Regions from separate parts of the Mus musculus genome. Here region 2 is linked to region 1. The links are chromatin loops, found by intact Hi-C in ENCODE. Cell type or tissue: gastrocnemius. All regions are shown on one strand.

Region 1 (2,500 bases):
CAGGAATAATTGTGGGGAGAATAGAGCTGCACAGTAGGTAAATGATGACGTTATGAGGGAAGGGCATGTGAGCTGCCTAGAAAGGTTCACTGAGCCTGAGGAATTGGGGTGGGGTTTCTGAGGACATCTGTTATACCCACCCTTGATACTGGATGGAGCCAGCATGGGCTAGATAGCATATGGCCCCAGACTTAGCCAGACTATGTATCACATGGTCCCCAGAGCCACAGTGTTTTGTCTGTTAACTCATCACTAGATCACACTTGGAAGGGAGACACCATGTTCAGCAGAAGCTGGCCCCATATCCAATCATTTCACTGAGCAAGAAACCAGCTTGTCTCTGTTCATGCCTCTTATGATTTAAGTGTGTGTGTGTTAAAGAGGGTGTGTCTATAATTGAAAAAGGCTGTAAGCTTTCAGATACTTGTTTGTGACTTGTTGGTAGATGTCACTCTGTGTTGGGGGTGATGAGGGAATCCTTGTTGACATGGTAACAAGAATCTTAGGGCTACCTCCAAATATGTCAGTTTAGGACAGGGGTTTATGCTGGGGACTTAATTCAGCACCCAGATCTAGAAAGCTCCTTGAGTCTGGGCTGGGATTAGAAAGGAAGAAAAACGCCTGTCAGAAGCAGGGAGATATCAATTTTGCCAGACCCATGAACAGAGGTGAGAGAAATCACAAGCTTCTTAGGAGGCACGGCAGCCATACTGGCTTTGTATAGGTGTCTTCGGCGGATTGACTAGCAGAAATTCGATCTTTCACGCTTCTGGAGATTAGAAGTCTTAACACAGAACATCAGCAAGTTTTCTACCTCCTGGAAGACTCTGAGGGATTATCCGTGCATGCCAGGGCTTCTTTTAGTTTCTGGTGTTGCCTGCAGTATTCAGAGTGCCTTGACTTGAAGTTATCTGATTCTGACCCCTCCTTCTATCGTTATCCTGCGCAGCTCTCAGGGAGGGATATTTCTGATGATGGCATCTCACTTTGAATACATCTACAAAACACCTTATATCCGAATAAGGTCACATTGACAGACAGTGAGCGTTAAGACTTCAGCATATATATATATATATATATGTATTTGGCAGGGAAGGGGAAGGGAGGGGAGAATGTGACTTACATCAAGCCCCTGCCACAGGCAGTTGAAGCTTATCCATGAGGCAGCTGAACAGGGAGGACAGGCACAAATCCAAGCAGGCTTCTGTCCCATGGGTGATACTCAACCCCAGATTTGTGGATTCTGGTGGACAAGACTGGTAAGGCAAAAGCAAGGAAACCCCGACCTTAATACACAAGGACGGGTAAGGGTGAGCTCTCAGGAACAAGGGGGCCAACGTAGTGATGGAATCTGCAGTGGGGGCGCTTCTGACCCAAATCCCTTCCTTGGGCTAACTGAATCTAATTCCCCACTCATATGAATCTCATTTTAAAGGTAATAAGACTCAGAGGTTTTCACTATGAGGAAAGAGCCAGGAGAGGAGAGGGGTAAGCAGGGGCTGAGATGCAGGCAAAGCTGACAGCGCCCCCTAGGGGAAAAGCATCCCCTCTGTAGTGTACCCTGGAGTGCTCAAGTCTGGCCTGTAAGGCAAACTGCAGGTTGTCCATTCATTCTAGACAACTCATCCATTTTTGTTTTGATTTTCCTCTGAGATGACTCACTGGTCTGAGCACGTTCCCCCTGCATCAGGAATGGGAGCCACGGAGAAGTCTGTGGTTCAGCACCCTCTAAAGTCATTGGTGACCGTGATGGAAGTATCTGGGGGTCAACAGTAAAAGACGGGGGCGAAAATTATTCAAGCTCTTAAAAATGGGATAATAAGGTAACTTTCCTCCTCCCGGTATGAGCTCATTTAATTGTAGAGATCTTAATAAATTCAGCCTGATTAACTCCAACCTTGTGGGGGAAGGTTATTCAGTGTTGTGGAATTAATTTCAACAGAAGCCAAAAGAAGGAAAAAGTCAGAGTGAGAAGGAAAAAAAAAACTTCCAGTGCAGAAAAAAGAGGAGGTGTGTGTCCAGGTTAGCCCTCTGGAGAGCATCTATTGATGGACAATAGTGGCAGGATGACTTCTGAAGCCAGACCATGGCCTTCTCAAACCTGCTGGAACCCCAGGCACTGCCTCCAGAGCTCTGACTTGGTTGATATATTCCACAATAAAGAGCTGTGAACCCCCCAAGGTCTGTAGAATGATCCTGAACCTCTGTCCTGCCTCAACCCACCTATCTCCAGCTCAACCACAGTGCTGCTTTGCCCCTGGCTTTAAGTCCCTGCTACTACAGTGCTCTGGAGTCCTTTATTTAGCAGTTACTTGAACTTGGGAACATTCATCTTTTGGACTTTGGTTTGTAATCCTCACTGGGAGAATGAAGTACTTGCAAGCAGCCTAAGGAATAGGAAGGCTTGGGTCTGAGTCTCTGTTTGCTGTGTGTGTGTGTGTGTGTGTGTGTGTGTGTGTGTGTGCATGTGTGTTTTGGGGGGTTGTTGTTTTGTTTGGCC
Region 2 (2,500 bases), 180 kb before region 1:
TTGCCTCTCCTGTCATGAATCAATGAGCCAAGGCATGGATGGTTCTCAAAAGACGAGTCCAAATGGCTGATAAACACATGAAAAAATGTCCAATGGCCTTAGGCATCAAGAAAATGTAACTTAAAAATACATTGAGATTTCATCTCCCCCTAGTTAGAATGACTGTCATAGAAAGGAAGAAAAGAAAACCCAAATATCAACAAATGCTGGGGAGAAAGTGGCAAAAAGGGAACTTGTATACACTTCTCATAGGAATGTAAATTAACCCAACTGCTACAGAAATCAGTATGGAGGTTTACCAAAGAAAATAGACCTATCAGATGACCAAGGTATCAGGTATATCCTCTTAGGGATATTATGGAAGGATTATGCATCAACATATCACAGACAGAGATACCTGCATCTGTGGGTTTTTTCTTTGTTTGTTTGTTTTTTGCAGCACTATTCACAATAGCCAAGCTGTAGACTTGTCCTTGGTGCCAGTCAGTGAATAGATAAAGAAAATATGGTGTGTATATATATCCAGCTCTAAAGGAGACAGATGTATCCAACTGGGGACCATCATATTGAACAAAATAAGTCAGACCCAGGAAGACAAATATCACCCACTCTCTCTCATTTGTGGATCCCTGAGTTTATAAAGGGAACACCACTTCTGTACATATGGAATAAGGGTAGAAGTGAACTGGGGACAAAGGAGACTAGTAAGGAGGGATGGGGGAGAAAAGGCAGGGCATGGTGGTGACTATGATCAAGGCACATGGCACAATTATATGCAACCATAATTATGATAATCACTAGTATGTATAATAAATATATGCCAACAAAAAGGAGCAATGTTCTCTGTTTCCCTCCCTTACCCTGTCCCCTCTGACCTACTGTCCAGGAGGTAATGTACTGGCAGAGGTTCTAGCATCACCTTATATCAAAAGGATGAGAACCACACCTTGGGTCCAACTGGAAGTTGGAGAAGTAAGCTGGACTTCAGAGGATAGGCCATTCCAGAAGACATGCACATTTTTTTTTAAAGCTGTGACTGTTTGGGGAATTCTTACTTGCAATGGAACCAACTCTTAAGTCACATGCAGAAGAAACCACCAAATACCTATCAGCAGTTGTTACAATTTGCAGTTGGAACCAGGAAGACAGTGTAACGGACTACCTGGGAACAGTAGACCAGTCCTGGAAGGCCCCAAATCCATCCTGGTTTTGCATTATGTTCTTTAGCCTTGGCCCTTGGTCTCCATCAGCCTCTTCCAGATTTGTAAAAGGTGGCATCTAGTCTGACAACCTAGTGTCACCATGTTCCATGCCTCGAGCATTCAAGGCCAGCCTCTGGTAGGTTCCTATGGACACAGTTCTAGCTCAGGGCTTCATCTTGCATGAAGGGGATGACGAAGTCGATGTCTGCCAGGGTGATCCTGTTTCCATTATGCTGAAGACTAGTTGTTATAAGGTGCTCTCAGAGGAAGTGACTTGGGGTGTCTGACAGGCAGGCGTGGCTGGATCATGACTTGAGGGGAGGCAGTGAGAGATGAAGCTCTTACTATCTCTGTCTTTACCAAGCACTCCGAGGACCCCTTGTGTGGACTGGATTTAGCTTTGGTTCTAAGACAGCAAGCTGTCAGAGTAGGCTCATAAGCCACTTCCTCAGTGTCCATGACCACCAGACTGAGACCAATATAAACACTGCAACATGTCCAAGTTGGGCTTACTTTGCTTGGCATCACACGACAGCATGAGAGTCTCTGAAGAAAGCCCAGGAGATGGTATTGGGAAAGGTGAAGCCCTGTTGCAGGAGAGACACCAGCATTCTGAAGATTCCAGGACCATGGTGGATAGCCACCAAGGACAGCAGCAAATATGGAGTGGAGATGGCCTGAGCTTGTAAGACAAGCCGTGTGTGCTACAGACCACAGAGCTGGAGAGGTGGGAGCTGACCAGGCCCTTTGGAAAGCAGAAGACTGTGAGTCCCAGGAGTCTGACACTGACCCTTAAAATTGCTAGACTTTGTGTTTACTTTAATTTGATTCTGCTAAGCTTCCACTTCTCTCCACGACATCTTCAATCATGGGGCTTCTATTTCAGCTGAGGTTGCACCTTCACTCAGGCCCTCTTCTCTCCTCTCATGGTGCCAAGCCTCAGCTACTCTTCATGCCTCCTTCATGCCTCCAAAACCAGTTGTACCTGGAAATTTTTATACATTACCAAATGCAGCTGCCAGCATGAGATGCAGTTGCCCACCAGCCCCGAAGCTCCTGTGTGCTGACCCCAAGGGAACATTCCCAGAGGACTTCACATCAGTGATTCTGGTGCCTTCTTAATCTTTGTTATTTTTCCAGCTTCAGTTAGTCAGCATTGATTGTCCCAGGAAAGGAACAGTTTTACTTTAGTAGTTGTTACTTTAAAATGTCAATGGTTGAGGCATGCGGGCCAGCGGGTGCCACTACAATGGACGGATATGCAATGGAGAGGTGGGAAAGACAGAAGAGTGGAGCAG

Evidence for each region. Hi-C counts contacts between places; a loop is a spot of excess contacts. Peaks named below come from ENCODE experiments on the same cell type or tissue, not always from the same donor. Only the 100,000 strongest peaks of a DNase experiment are listed, where the experiment ranks them.
Region 2: a loop joins it to region 1, with 5 times the contacts of the local background. A loop is called at or near these places in 12 of 42 quality-filtered maps.

Annotation. Positions count from the first base shown.
Region 1 is chr11:71,673,578-71,676,077 of GRCm38, reverse strand. No RefSeq gene overlaps it. Among named protein-coding and RNA genes, the nearest start is that of Gm33964, 25 kb to the right of the region's middle. In gastrocnemius, a CTCF peak has its summit at 1,534 (motif pointing left); DNase peaks (open chromatin) are centred at 161 and 1,529.
Region 2 is chr11:71,851,077-71,853,576 of GRCm38, reverse strand. No RefSeq gene overlaps it. Among named protein-coding and RNA genes, the nearest start is that of Gm22927, 4.1 kb to the right of the region's middle. In gastrocnemius, no CTCF peak of the experiment used is centred here; no DNase peak of the experiment used is centred here.